Linked DNA regions of Mus musculus: region 1 is linked to region 2. A link is a loop called in an ENCODE intact Hi-C map of the cell type or tissue named here. Cell type or tissue: left cerebral cortex. All regions are shown on one strand.

What was found. A loop is a pair of places that touch in the nucleus more often than their neighbours do. Peaks named below come from ENCODE experiments on the same cell type or tissue, not always from the same donor. Only the 100,000 strongest peaks of a DNase experiment are listed, where the experiment ranks them.
Region 1: it touches region 2 in a loop (2.7-fold over the local background); 2 of 42 quality-filtered maps call a loop at or near these places.

The regions. Positions count from the first base shown.
Region 1 is chr8:17,533,115-17,541,114 of GRCm38, forward strand. Csmd1 (CUB and Sushi multiple domains 1) reads right to left here and starts at 2,271. Exons shown (of 70, transcript NM_053171.2): 1 at 1,776-2,271. The coding sequence starts at 1,860. In left cerebral cortex, CTCF peaks have their summits at 529 and 4,637 (motif pointing left); DNase peaks (open chromatin) are centred at 190, 472, 1,295, 1,788 and 5 more places; H3K4me3 peaks cover 2,958 bases; H3K27ac peaks cover 3,071 bases.
Region 2 is chr8:17,162,994-17,170,993 of GRCm38, forward strand. The region is part of intron 2 of Csmd1 (CUB and Sushi multiple domains 1); the gene reads right to left. Among named protein-coding and RNA genes, the nearest start is that of Gm39136, 120 kb to the right of the region's middle. In left cerebral cortex, a CTCF peak has its summit at 4,538 (motif pointing right); no DNase peak of the experiment used is centred here.

The DNA of each region.
Region 1 (8,000 bases), 370 kb after region 2:
CATGACAAGAATACCATTTCAGCAAGGGTTGGTCTGGACAAAGCCTGGTTCTGTATCCTGAATCTTTTCCACTTCCAACATTGACATCAGTACCTGGTTTGGGGGGCACAGACTTTTCATGTTTTGCCTCTCATTTCCCAGCGTGCCCAGACCAGAGCCCTCTGCCAACCTAACCCTGCTTGGTGCTTGACCCGTGGAGCCTCCTCAGGTGGAGGCCCAGGCTAGATGGGGGGAGGGGGACATGTAGTCAGAGGGTAGACATCTGTGGGAAGCTCCCCAAAAATCAAGCAATCCCATCTTTCTAGTTAAGCAGGACCCACCTATTTCTAGGTGAGCTATTGGGACACATCCCACGGATAGTTATTGTGAGAAGGATGCTAAGCAGAGGGGCCAGCATCAGAAGGCCGAATTTTCCCCCACCTGGAGCCCTCAGGCAATCCTCTGCTCTCTCCAGGCCGGTGTGGAGTTGGATGGAGATCACAGAGTCCTCTGTGGCTTCTTAATCACCCTTGAATTTGAACCACTAGGGGAATAGCAGCTGGGGTAGTCTTAGAGAGGAAAGGGAAATTTCTTCTGAGGAAAAGAGGGGACAAATGATTCAAAAGGGGGGAAAAAGTCGTAAGACTTGGTTCCATCCTTTAAAAAGAAAAGCAGTCTGTCTATAAAGATACAGATACAGATTTGCCCAGTAGTGTGAGGAAGGAAACTGGGAACCTGACACCCAGTAGCACCAGGAGCATATGAGAGAGTGAAGAAATGGGAGCAGGTACTTGCCAATGTGAAATCAATCCTCTCTCTCTCTCTCTCTCTCTCTCTCTCTCTCTCTCTCTCTCTCTCTCTCTCTCTCTCTCCCTCTCTCTCTCTCTCCTTCTCCCCCCTTCCTCCTCTCTTTCCTCCTCCTTCCCATAGACTAAACCTAGCGCACAGGAGCTGTTACCAGCCCGAAGGTTGCAGCTTGTAGAGACTTAGGAGAAAACATCCCCTAACTCCTTTCAAGGAGAAAGCCAAATTCTCTGAGACAAAAAAGCCCCAGGAACCATACAGAAATAGCCCTTTCCTTTGGTTGATCAGACTTTGACAGGGGTTGCCTCTGCACCCACAGAGAATTGATCTGCTAGGGAAACCTGACCAGAACTCCCCACTGGCTTCACCCACCTTGCCAGATATCACAACTTGCAAAAAAGCAAAGTCCAGGGAAGGAAAGAGGAGGCGACATCCCAGAGACAGCTAGTTTGAGTACCTTGGAGGGGAAGCATAGGAATGGGGTGAGAGGAGGTGTAAGGCTATGGGAACACCACTCAGCTAGGAGCTCTCTCTGATGGCACAGGAGCCCGGCGAGCTTGAACTTGCCAGGCTGACGGTGCCCAGTATGTTTCCCAGGTGCGCTGGGTCCGGGGAGAAGTCGTGGGAACTACCCCAGCCTGCGACCCGCCAAGCCCACCAAGCGCCAGGAGCCAAGGCGCAGTTCTCTGCCCAACTCGTGTCGGGCTCTCTTCTCCTTGACAACCCACAGTACACAGCACAGAGAGAAATGTCGTTTAAGCCCAAGTGAGGGGGAAGGAAGGGCGGGGGTGGGGCGGGGGCAGATGAGGGGTGGGAAGAACGCGATGGAAGCTCGGTATCGGGCGCTGCGTTCCCTAGCGTCGCTGGTGGACAGCCACCCGGTCGGTGCCTGCCGCTTGGTCCCTTACAATCCTCAGATCAGACACTCGCGTTCGCAAACCGGGCCTCCGAGGGTTCGGCCGTCTCCCCGGTACCGAGCTAGCCTGTCTTACCCTTAGCTGCAGTGAGGAGCCCCGCGCACAGAACCGCCAGCACCAGAGGCAGGAGCAGCGACTTGAATTTCCTCCACGCAGTCATGTCTGCAGATATTCCACACGCACACGACACGGATGGCTCCTCTCGGATGCGCCGGTCTCCTCCGAGGAACAACCGGGCTCTAAACAGAGTCCGGTAATCACCAAAGGGCAAGGCGAGCTGGCAAGAGCTCCGGGTCCCCAGCCCGGCCGCGCATCTGACGCCTCCCGCAGCTCTGCGCGCCCGGCTCGCTCCGCTCCCGTAGCATCGGGTCCGAGCCACTGCGGGGCTGAAGATGCTCTGAGCGAGCGCAGCCCCGGGGCTGCCGGGGCCGGGGACGAGCGCCGGCCGAGCCGGGCAGGAAGGCACCAAGGCGGCGAGGCTGCGGGAGGGGGCGAGGCGGGAGAGGAGCGCGCGCAACCGGGAGCAACCTGGAGCGGAGGCAGCTGGAGAGAGAGCCAGCGAGTGGGAGGTGCGGGAGGGGCGCGGGGGGAGGGGGGAGCAGGGCTGGAGCGGGAGGAAGGCGGGGAGCGAGCGCCGAAGACAGGCTGCTAGAGGCGCAAGGAGCCGCTGCCGTGGTGGCTGGACTCAACCATCCTACCCACCGAGAGGGGAAGGAGGCTGGCACCGCGCAGTCCGGGACTCAGCCTGGCCTCGGGCTTTCAGGCCCCTGCTAGTGCTCCCGCAGGCAGCGCAGCGTTCAGTCTCTGGCGCGGCTGCGCGCAGGCTGGAGCACGGAGACTTGTTGGGCGCTCAAGTGGGAGAAGCCCACGCTGCGCACCGGGGAAAAACCATACAATTGGCCACGCGAGCGAGCCCGAGGGCTCTGTGGGGGCAGGCAGAGGCCAGCCTCCATCCTTCTCTTTCTCTACTGACCAGAAGAAGACCTCTGCCTAAGTTAGGAAAGAAATGCAGGTGGGGGAAGAGAATGGGCCCAGCTGTGACTGAAACTGGGAGCAAAATGGTGCTTTTAAAAGAAATTATAAATTACCTTTGAAAAGGTGACTGTCTGCAACTATGATGAGCCTCTGACAGGTTCCTGTTCTGCTCCTGTTTAGTCCTGTTAGTGTTACCCTCATTGCAAGCCCAGCTCTATGTGGGAAACAAAATGAATCTAAACAACCCAACTGGGCTGCCACCCTGTTCTGGTTGTGAGAGCAGGAGAATTGACAAAAGTGTAGTGAACCCCAGCATCACATCCAGCATTCCTGCAAGAGGGATCAGAAGGAAGTTCCTAAAAGCAGGTCTACTGCAGCCAGTGAGTGCACACAGAGTAAACTACTAGAAAAAGGCTGTAGGTTAATTGAAAAAATCCAAACCAGGTGAAGGCTAGAGTTCACAGATGCTCCATTCTTAGAAAGGATTCGGGAGTTCTAGAGGATAGGATGGAAGGGGCCAGGGATGGACATCTCAGGCCCCCAGCATGGGAACATTCATCCCATGCTGACTGTGAGTTGTTCACACCAAGGAATGAGGATGGTGTGTGGAGGCAGGCTGATGGCCACATCATCGCACCAGCATTGTGCCCACTGTTAGGGGCAGAGTCACGGTGTGCCACTCAAGTTTAGTGTTCTAGAGCTTTCTTGCTCCCTGAAGCCCACGGATGACGTGAGGGCATGAGAGTGACTCCAAAAATGTAGAGTCACCGGCTGTACCTTACCTTCCAAGAGTAACCAGAGACTTTATCCAGCCTAGAATCCTTCTCCTGGAGATTGGAGCTCCCCAGAAAAAAAAAAAAAAAAAAAAAACCCTGGGCTCTGTTCTCCTGCAGGTTTCCCCCAGGCTCTCTTGGAACTGATCTGAAGTTTTTTTGTTTTGTTTGTTTGAAAGTATCCTCCCATTGCTCTTCCCTTATCCCTAGGGGAGAAAATTCCAGGCTATCTCTCTAAAGCAATGGATTGAGAATGATGCCCTGTGTGCTTCAGTGTGACAGGGAGTGGAAGGGGTCACCTACAGTGTGATTTTAAGTCATTCCCCCAGGTGTTATTTACACTCCAGCAAGTGAACAACAACAACAAGACCTATTAGGAGATCCGATAGCTCATCCGCTGCTCCTCCTTAGGACCCATTGATCTACAGAAGCAGCATAGCTGAAGACCTCCATGAGAAACGGTGTCCTGTCTTCTGAATGCCACTCCTAATGACTCATGTCACCAAGAAGGATTTCTGCCATTAAAAACCATTTCCAAATCTCACTTCTTTGTCGGGGGGAGGGGGGGTGTGGGGGGGGGCTCCCAGATGGAGCCATGTTATTAGGGTCCGAATCAAGAATGTTCAGTGTCACCTGAGATGTCAAACACCTTTGCTTTGCACAGAATGGTGGCACTTTGACAACTCAAGATTGAGTGGCTCCTTCATGGCCACAGGCTTAAAGACCCTTTTTCTTTCAGATCCAGGGTGATACAGACCGGTAGAGACAGCACTCAGGAGACAGACGGGGCCATCACCTCAAGTTCAAGCCCAGCCTGGTCTAGGAAGAGAGTTTCAGGCTAGCCAGAGCTACACAGGGAGGCCTTGTCTCAAAACAACAATAATTAAAACACTTTTTGGGGGGATGCTTTTGTTGCAAATTATCTATTTGAGTAAAATTGTAGAGCAACAACAGTCAAAAAAATGACAATCACTTTGTTTCAGATTAGAAAGGAAGAAAGATCCTGAGTCTGGAAGTTAGAACGACCTTGTCAGATTGCAACTTGATTGTGAGCCCAAGGCATAAGACTGTCCAGGAAGAATAGCTCATTTTGGAGGAATGTGATAATATTGGGAATCTCCCCCACCTAGGATCTCAGGCACTTCACAGCCCAGAAGGAAACCATGGGGCTCTGCTGCCATCTAGTGCTCTGCTTTTCTTTTAGGAAAGCCATAATCCCATCTCTTTTTCATCTTCCACTCCGGTCACCTACCTTCTTGGAAGATTTTGCCGAGTATACCTTCATATCCCTATGCCATAGACAAAGAACATTGATAGCATCCTAGAGGGTCTCCCCTCTTTGGGTCTCTGATTTGATATGAGGGCGTAATTTCCCTCAGATCTGAGAAGGCCCTAATTTAGAATTGTTACAAGGTAATCTCAGTGAGGGACAGTGAGATTTCACCCCTAGAAATGCTGCGGGGCCTCTTTGCAGTGACTGGAAGGTTTGTGCCACTGCATGGGTGTGGACATCTTTCTCAGTCTCTGCAGAGCACTCTTCGGCCTCCACAACCTGGATAAGCTACTCTAGAAACATGGTTGGTATCCAGACTGGCCCGGAGGAGTTCAAAGAGAAAGAGCAGAGAGGCCCCTGCTGTGCTGAAAAGATGGCGATGTCCCTGAGGGCCCAGCATCATCCACATGAAGGATGACAACCTAAACGTTCAAGAGATGAAAAGCCCCTGTGAGATGGAATCACCTAAGGAGAGGACAGAAACATGATGCTTGAGATAAATATAGATTGCTTTTCACAATGTACAAATGAGAATACTAATTAGCTGAAGAGCTGTACGGGTATGAAAATCTTAGAGAATACAGCTTGTTGCTAGGATGGCTAAATATGACTTTGTTTGGCTTCCTTAATCCTGTATTTGAAATAGATGGACGATCATGAAAGAGTTGGAGGGGACTTCTTTCTTTAAGAAATCTGGCTACCTATAGGAAGGCACCTCCTTCAAAAGCCAGAAGGTGAACTCTACTTGGATGTTTGTACCCATATAAATCCCTCTCCCCCACAAAAGACCTTAGGACATATACAGTTGATGGCAAGATTCTTCTCTGCCCTGCCACCTCCCTAAGGGGAGAGCATAATGTGACAGGGGTATAGAATGTTCTGACAGTAATATCATATCACTATTCTTTGTAAGTGACCTTAGAATACAGCAATCCCCAGGCCACCATTGAAAGGAGGTAGAGGCACATAAGCAAGTGTGATGACACACGCTGCTGTGCATGACTCTCTTGAGTGGCTCATCCATACTTGCCTGCCAAGCCTTTGCTATGCCTTTCTGATAAAGCAGTGTGTGCATTCTATGTGTGCATGCCTTTAGGGTGGTGGATACTCACGATAAATGGTTCATTGCATAGATTAAGAGACTTGTGAATCCTCTTTCATCATTATGTAGCTTGCCTGAAAGGGCACTCTAGGAACCATGGGCATCTCTGTGCATAACAATAACTTAAATCAGTGTGATGTTTTGTATATACTTGGCCCAGGGAGTGGCACTATTAGATGCTGTAGACTTGTTGGAGTAGGTGTGTCACTATCAGTGTAAGCTTTTTTTTTATTAGATATTTTCTTTATTTACATTTCAAATATTATCCCCTTTCCTGGTTTCCCCTTCGAAAACGCCCTATCCCCTCATCCTTCTCCCTGCTCATCAACCCACCCATTCCCACTTCCTGACTTTGGCATTACCCTACACTGGGGCATAGAGCCTTCACAGGACCAAGGGTCTCTCCTCCCATTGATGATGGACTAGGCCATCCTCTGCTACATATGCAGCTTGAGTCATGAGTCAAGAAACCATGTGTTTTCTTTGGTTGGTGGTTTAGTCCCTGGGGCTCTGGGGTTACTGGTTAGTTCCTTGTTCAAGATGCCTAGAAGCTAATCCTCTCCTAGCAACCTTCAGATGAAGATGTAGAACACTCAGCTTCTCCAGCACCGTATCTGCCTGGATGCTTCCTGCCTTGATGATAATGGACTGAACTTCTGAATGTGTAAGCCAGCCCCAATTAAATGTTGCCTTTATATGAATTGCCTTGGTTATGGTATCGGTTCACAGCAGTAAAATCGTAAGGCATCTGGTCATCTGTATTATGGACGTGCACGTGGCTGGTTTCAACCTCAAAGTAAGCAGTTTTTCTTGGATAAGATCTATGATTTGGCATTTCCAAGTTCAAGGTGACATGGTTATATCAGAGGTAATACTTTGACAAATACTGGTATCAGAGATGAACCTTGGAGTCAAAAGAGTCTGCTTTGAGTCATACATTTACCTTCTTCTCAGCAAGCAAGCATGCAAACAAATGTAGTCTGTGTTTCCTCATCTGCGATGTATGTAATGAGGTCTCCCTTACCCAGTATTGAAACAACATCAGACATACAGTAAAGCTTCAAAGACGGGGTCTCCTTTCCCCACACAACCCACCTCTGAAATGGAAGAAAGAGAAGCAGCCAGATGGGGAAGGTATTCCACCAGCACCAACTCATAGTTTACAATTTCAAACTGGAATTGGGGAGACAAAAAAGAAAAAAAAATTCAGTTGTTATCTCCCAGTTTGTCACAAGGTGAATCCAGCTGACACCCAGAGGGGAAACTGAAGATTCCTTTGCTCTGACTTGCAAGGCAGCCTCCTAGCCATATCCTGAGGCTCCGTGGAACAGAAGCCATCTTGAAAGCCATCCTCTGCAGCTAGGTGGCTGGCCACTGGGCCCGCTTATTAGTAATGCTTTCCTTCTGCAACAAGACTGCCCAACATGGAATCACCATGCACATTCGCCAGCCCAGGCTACTGTGGCACGTCAGAGAGAACCAGATGCCTTTGCAGAGCAAATATTGTCTGGAAAGCTCACATAAATGCTGGCTCAGCATTAAGGCTCAAAAGTGACAAGTGACTATTAACTTTCCAGAGACTTCCACAGTTGATATTCCAACCAATTTGAATGTCAAAAGGGCTATGCTAAAAGCAACTCTCTAGCTTCCAGGAGAGCCATTCTCCCTTCAGTGACTCCATTGTCATATATGACTGTCATATGGGGTTTTGACTAATGAGCAGGCTACTTCTCAAGTTTGTATTTCCTTCATATATCATGTTTCATCACTTCCCTGTGCCTCACCTCACGCTGAAATACATTGATTAGCAGCCATTTATTGTGAAGCTTTAGTGAGTTCTCCATAAGAAGGACATTTCATGATGAAAATAAAAACATATGAACAATCTTTTTTTTCTCAGAGAAAGAGTCAAGGTAAGCACACATATTTTGCACACACACACACACACACACACACACACACACACGCCTTCTTTTGCAGTATAGGAATACTTTTGACTGCACAAGCCTTACCACTGAACTTGGATAAGTGGCTCTGAGTTATTTCATTTAGTTCATTACTATATATCAGTGAGCTGTGCAGAGGCCACAAATTAAAAATGACTATCTAGCTCCCCTGTCCTTTGAATCCTGCTATCCTGGCATCCTGCTATCAGGAGAAAATGTAGACATCACTGA
Region 2 (8,000 bases):
AGAGAGGATTAGGGAACTAGACAAAAGTCAAGAAATTGTTTGAAGAAGAGAAAAGAATGGTAAATGAAAAATGTTGTCAAAGAGACTTGGTATACTAAGAACGGATTTGAAGAATTGAGTGAAGAAAACCAACAGATGAAGCAGTGCTTGAAGAAACAAAGGAAGACCATCTCCTGCAACTGTTCAAGGCACCAAGCAGCAGACTTTCATATATAGAACACACAGCAAAAAAATCTGATCCTAAAAGGGGGTTGTGGGATACACAGGACATCTTAAAGATAATTGTAGAAACAGCCATTTTCTTCATTTCGTTGCCTGCTACTGCAACAGAACAAGCCTTGAGGCAACATATGGGAAAAAGGAGATCAATTTTAACTCCCAGGTGTGGTCTTTGCAGCAGGGAAGTCAAGTCTGCAGGAGCTTCAAGAAGCTGATCACATGGCATGTATAATCAGAGAGCACAATGCAACTGATCTGCTTGCTTTCTACATAGTCCATAAAAAGTACCCAGGGAATGGTCTTACTTACAATGAAGATAAGCCTTCCCACGTCAATTGATGTAATCAAGATAATTACCAACAAGAATGTTGGAGCCTACCTCCTCAGGTTTTGCTCTCAAGTTGACAGTGTTCAACAGCCATTACAGCTGTCAAGGCAGCAGCAATAATCTTAACTGTGGGCTCTTACAGCGAAAAGCTGAAGCCAGAACATAAAGGATGACTCTATCCATCACTACCATAAAATAACCACCTAGTTCTTTTTTTTATTTTTTATTAGATATTTTCTTTATATACATTTCAAATGTTATCCCAAAAGTTCCCTATACCCTTCCTCTGCCCTGCTCCCTTACTCACCCACTCCTGCTTCTTGGCCCTGGCGTTCCCCTGTACTGGGGCATATAAAGTTTGTAATACCAAGGGACCTCTCTTCCCAATGGTGGCCGACTAGGCCATCTTCTGCTACATATGCAGCTAGAGATATGAGCTCTAGGGGTACTGGTTAGTTCATATTGTTGTTCCACCTATAGGGCTGCAGACTCCTTCAGCTCCTTGGGTGCTTTCTCTAGCTTCTCCATTGGGGGCCCTGTGTTCCATCTTATAGATCCATTGTATGACTCCTTTTTACTTTCCTAGCATCAGAAATTCTCACATGATAGAACTAGATGGACAGCTTCTGGATCCACCTAGTTCTATCATGTGAGAATGTCTGATGCTAGGAAAGTAAAAAGGAGTCAGACAATGGATATTTTGAGTTGGGTAGAAAGCCAAATACTTTAACTACCTATAACAATAAGAATGACTTGAGAAACATCGATAAATTAGTTAATTGAAATCCACCACTCCAACTTACCATCATACTTTAGTTCTTTCCTGTATAGATATGGGGGTAATAGATATTATATTCACTGAGTAAGTTATGTTATACACCTTAATTTTCTACACATTCATTCTCTTACCAAAACAATTACAATAACTTTCAAAGCCAAAGTAGTATGTCTTCTCCTAATGACTAGCCTTTGCATCTTATGGAATAAAATAGTGAACTGAGGTTAGCTAAGCTAGAGTTATAAAGTGTTTCTTCATCTGCTCGGTTAGCTTATCCACCTCTATATGGCTGCTTCATCTTTATCTATGTGTATACTCAGAATTCTACTTCACCTGAAAGTGGGATTTTAAAGTATCAGCACCAAAATCATCCCAACTTTTTGCAGGCAGTAGAGACATGCCTGGTAGTCTCAGGGCCAATGCATGGTTTTGGAGACATTTTAAATCTGGTTTTCATGTCTTGCTACATACTGACTGCATCCACTTCAGGTTTTTGCCTGAGAAGTATTCCCTCTTGGAGAATAACTAGTAAGGTGAAGTTTGACTTAAAGGTTTTATTAACTCTTAAATCAAACCCCTCTATCTACCTTGTCCCCTAGTGCATACTGCCAAAGCTGAGACCCTCTTTAGAGGATCCAGATTTTATATGCTTGTGTCCTCTCCTCAGAGCTATGAAAAGGTTTTAACTTTACACCCAGGACTGGAGAGGATTTGATGGCACTTAACTTCTGTTTCTTCATGGCTATGTGATGAGACTATTTTGCATGCATGTGTACATGAGAGACACCATCCTCTGTAGCAGAATGGGTGGGCTGGAGCACAGGTGTTCACTAAGAGCTGGCTGAACTCTCTTAAATTGGTCATGCATTTTAATTCTATGAAGCTGGCTTCCATTGCTTTAAACAGGTTGTATTCTTTACAAGCTAGGGAACAGGTGCCACCTCTTATTGTACATTGATTCTTCTGACCATTGTGAAGTACCAGGGAGCTTTTATCTTTCATTTCAAGGCTGTGTAAAGCCTTTAATAAACATAAACTTTCTGGGTCTGTTCACATATTCCTCTAATGAGTAATGAGAGGTGACAGAGAGCAGGAAGAGACTGACATTCTATTGGTCAGTCTCCATGAAAAATAAGGATGTGGCCAGTTCTGAAACTGTCATCTTTTTTGGCTGTTGGCAATTTCTTGATACATCTACATATTTATTCCTTCTAACAGATTAAAATTCTAATTAAATTGTTTTGAACAGCATCTCTTTAGATGTAAGAATAAGTGTGTGCATGTGCGTGAGTGTGTGTGTGTGTGTGTGTGTGTATGTGTGTGTGTGTATTTAAAATTATGTCTCTTAAGATAACAAGATGGCTCATGGGTAAAGAAACTTGCTGCCAAGTATGGCAACATGTTGGATATATAGAGTCATCTGGCACAAATTGTCTTCTGATGTGTGTATATATATATACTGGTCCATTTATGTGCACACACAAATAAATAAATAATCAATCAATCTACCTGTTTTGGAGTGACTGCCACTAGCAGTGGCTTCTCAGCCTGCACTTGTGGATATCATTTGTTGAAAAATTTGCCTCTCTATAGCCAAATGAATCCAATGTCATTTGTGACCATTAATAAACCATAAAAATGAATGCCCCTCAGAAAATTGAAGGGGATTTCTTTAGGCCTTACATCTAGACATGGAAAAGACCAGTGTGGACTTAAACAGTGGTGCAGCAGTGTTCATGGTGGAGATGCAGTTCCCGAGTGTACACATTATCATTTATGCAAGGAGACGGAACAAAACCTGCATAGAAAAGAAGCAGTGATAGCCATATCTAACACTCCTGACTTTGCAGAAATGCTGATAGTATTCTCCATGTGGCTTTTCAGAGTTGGGCTTATTTTAATGAGCAAAGTGAGGTAGCCACCTTAGATAGATGTGTTCGGATTGAGGAAAAGCCCAATGGGAGAGAAGAGCTTTGGCCTGAACACATGTGCACTGCAACATGAGGCTTGCTTACCAAGCTCTTGATCACTAGCTAATTATTCTTAGCATTATAACTATATTCACTCCACTTCAATATGCTAGGCATGTGTCTTCCTGGTGCATAGACTCTGCCTAAATAACTCCAGAAATCCCTTAATGAAAGACTCTGATCACAAATATGTACTTCCTAAAGTGGAATTACTATGGCATTTTTTAAAAAAAGATGTTTAGCTGTCAACTTGGGAAAATTTATATACCTTCAAGTTACCAAAGAATATGAGGATTTTTTTTTTGATTTTTGGTAAATCATTGTATGAATAATTTGTAGACTGTGGCAGCCATGCTACCATGGAGTTTAACCTACATGACTAATTATCCATAGCTTTGATCTGATTCACCACTCTGCCACCAGGTTCCAGAAGTCTGGATCCACCAACACTGGGATACTTTCTGATCTCAGAGTATAATTATGTTCATGTGTTTCACTGGGCATTTTAATGACATTTTTGTTTTTCTTGTTTTTGTAGAAACACAAATATAGGTTGTGTAGCTTTGATCCTTAAATACCTACAATTACAACCCTGTGGCATTTCCTCTTGCAGAGAAAAGAGATTTTACTTATAACTATCATTTATTCTATTTATTGACAGGAAAGATAGTAAGAAACCCCATATTAACTATTTCCAATTATTCAACCCAGGGTCTTCCTTGCTGGTATAGGTATGCTGACCATGGAAGCTACTATGATCTGGGGTTTTGGGGAAAAAGAAAGACAAAAGATTCATCATTCTTAAAATAAATTATTTTAAATAAATACTTTCAATACTTGAATTTCATTCAACATTTGTAAGATGTAAGAGTACTTTAAACTATATTTTGAACCTTAATTTCTAAAGATTACTAATTGAAATTTTTCTAATATACAACATGCCCATAAATTTCATTTCACATGTAGAAATTGACTAGATGAGTTTCTGGTATTATGCCCTTTCACAATATCTATGATTAAAGATGCATTCTTAAAAAATAATAATGCACACTAGGAATAAAAATGATAGCCAAAGTAAATATATACATTGTTAATTTATGTTGGTTAAAGCTTTAGACTTCTGTAATGTATTACAAACTTTAAAAAATATTTTAAGAACACAAGAAATGACTATTTTAAAACAAAAATGCATAAATAAATTTTGTTTGCATGTATGCATTGCATCATGTGCATGCAAAGCCCAAAGAGACCAGAAGAGGGCACCAGATCACCTGAAACTAGAGTTACAAGTGGTGCTAATCCACCATGTGAGAGCTGGGAGGCAAACATGGGTATTTGGCTAGAGCAGTAAGTGTTTTTAACCACTGAACAATTTATGTACCTCTGTACTGCAATACTTCTGTTGTTTGTTCATGCGACTTTTCTTTAATGCTTGAAGATGCTGATAATGTGGAAGTTTCAAATATGTTGGGTTTTTATATAAAAATTATTTGCTTTTCTTTTTTCCTATTAATAGCAAGTCATGTTGGAGAATCCCTTCGATCTCAGCACCTGGGAAGCAGAAGGAGGCGGGTTCTTTATGAGTTTGAGGCTGCATGATTTATGAAATGAGTTCCAGACCAGCTATATAGTGCTATACAGTGAGAGAAGAGAGGGGGATAGCAATGTCATTTTACATTTTCATATTGACCCGTGTGTTCTCTGTCGAATTCAATTTCACAGTTTTTCCCGGTTCAGTGGCGTTCACAGAATTTCTTGAACTGTATAAATGCTCTGACTGCTGTTACACAGAACTGGATGTGTGTATGAGCATGAACGTTTTACCCTGTTTCTTGCTGTCAGTCATAGCCCCAATAGGAACATTCACAATGTGGTGTTCTGCTCTGAGCTTTGCATCTAGTACCTCAAGATCTAAAACCATAAGCTCTAAGGGCTCCCTTTGTTTCAGTTCTCTCTATAGCACTGTGTTTAATATACTATTACGTTAAGTAATAGTGTAAAAAATAATTTGAAATTGCTTAAATAATCATATAGAAATAACATTAGGTAATTACAAACCAATAGGATTATTCACTAAGAAAATACCAGGTTAAAAGTTGAGGGTTAGATGCAGATACCCACAGCCAACCTTCCAACTAATCCCAGGAACGCCAGTGGAAGAGCTAGGGGAAGGACTGTAGGATTGCAACCCCTTAGGAGGAACAATATCAACTAACTGGGCCATCCAGAGCTCCCAGGGACTACAACACCCACCAAAGAGTATACATGGAGGGATCCATGGCTCCAGCTACATATGTAGCAGAGAATGGCCTCATCCGACATCAATGGGAGGGGAAAGAAGAATGGGGATGAGATGTGGGGTTTGTGGAGGGAAAGCAGGGATTGGGGAATATCATTTGAAATGCAAATGAATAAAATGGTTAATAAAATAAAAGAAAGAAAAGAAGAAGAAAAAGAAAGTTGAAGGTCACTGGAGAAGATGTGGTTACCTCTTTCTAGACTGGGTCAGAGAGATTTCACAAAAAGATTTACTTATAACTTGTGTACACAACCAGGCACAAGGAAAGACAACATGAGAAAATGAGCATCCCAGAAAGGAAGGTACACACTGAGGCAGAACTGGGGGCTGTTAAATGTCATGGCAGGCCCAGGCATGTCTGCAACTCTTGGGGATACAAAATGAAAGAGGCCAAGGGAACTGAGGATGGATGGAGGACTCAGCTCTCCACGGGAACTGGTCCCCACATGTCAGTAGAGGATAATGTACAGCCATGTGCTGGTATCTTATTGGGGCTGGTTTATATATTTTTTCTTTTTTAATATTTTTATTAGGTATTTTCCTCATTTACATTTCCAATGCTATCCCAAAAGGCCCCCATACCCTCCCCCGACTCCCCTACCCACCCACTCCCACTTTTTGGCCCTAGCGTTCCCCTGTACTGGGGCATATAAAGTTTGCATGACCAATGGGCCTCTCTTTCCAGTGATGGCCGCCTAGGCCATCTTTTGATACATATGCAGCTAGAGTCAAGAGATCCGGGGTACTGGTTAGTTCATAATGTTGTTCCACCTATAGGGTTGCAGATCCCTTTAGCTCCTTGGGTACTTTCTCTAGCTCCTCCATTGGGGGCCCCGTGATCCATCCAATAGCTGACTGTGAGCATCCACTTCTGTGTTTGCTAGGCCCCGGCATAGTCTCAAAAGAGACAGCTATATCAGGGTTTATATTTAATATGAACTTTTTATCCTGGATAGAGGAGGCAGAAAAACATTGTGATAGATCTGGTTTGGTCAGCACTTGTGAGATGCCCAGTGCAAAGCTCTCATAACCACTTAGTATCTGATGCAAGACTACTCTGGCAGCCCCACAGTGCAACACTCACAGGAAAAGATTGAGGGAGTGGCTAATACAGAGGGTAAGATGTGTTCACTGTCCTGGGTGGACTTGGGATGAAAACAGGGAAAGCAGCCAGTGTAATTTAGGTAGAGATACAAGAGTAGCCAAAACATGTTGCAGGAATCAACTTAGCTGACATAGACATGCAGTCATTTAGTGGACACTGGAGAGACATGTACGTATTGATGCCCAATAATTGTATACCATAGTGCCATTCCACTCATGATTAATAAATTGAAAATTCCAATGTTTAGCACTTGCCATATTGTGTGATGTAAATTACCCTCCAATGGAGGATTCCACATACCCAATGATTTTTATTTTTTAAAATTTATGCCTCAATTTAACTTGCTATCTACTTGCAGTAATTCACATAATTGTGATGAAGTGACATATTTACATATAATGGAATTGCTTTGGAATTATATATTAAAACAATATAAAATTTTAAAAGTACATATATTACTATACCAGGTGATATATATATAACTTTTAGTGAGTGGAAAACTATATCTGTTTATTAAAATTACATTTAATTAAGTTTTTCCTATAATCTATGATTATACAAATTTTTGTAATCTTTGTAATTTTATGGAATTAAACTTTGCATATAGTGAGACTTCAATTTCTTCCCAAATTTAGAAATTTTGAGTTAGTCTAGTATAAATAATGCCATTTTCACTGCTTTTTCTTCAGTATTTTGTGAAATTCATAAAAAAAATAAAAATTAGTTTCTTTCTACCTGCTGAGATAATTTATAAAGTTAAAGATTATTCAATCTTGGGTATTTTTTAAAAATGTTTTACATTTATTTCATTTTTAATTTTACTTAATTTTGTGTACTTGGTGTGTGTGTGTGTGTGTGTGTGTGTGTCTGTACACCTAAGCTCAATTACATGAAGGCTCATCATGTCTCAAATCTTGAGGTGAGGGGACAGCTCTGTGGGGTCAATCTGCTCTGCCTACCGTGTTTTCAGTAATGATACTCAGGCTGTGGATTCGGTGAACCTTGACAGCTGCTGTTTGATCAGGAGCACTGTAAGAAGTTCGGCATACTCTCAGGTCATGTCCCACTCTGTAGGGCTAGTGGAGCATGGTTTCTGCCCAAGGCACAGAGAGTGGGCTGTTCACTGAAGCAAACGCACATGGGACTCATGATCCAGCTAGAAGGCTATAGTTAAGAGGAAGGCTAAGGTGTTTCTGTGGAAACAACCTGACTCTTCAATTTACTCACCTCCTTTATAACATGCACGAGACAATTAATTAAAAACTTCTCAATGCTGGTAAATCTTTGTTAGGATTGTGACC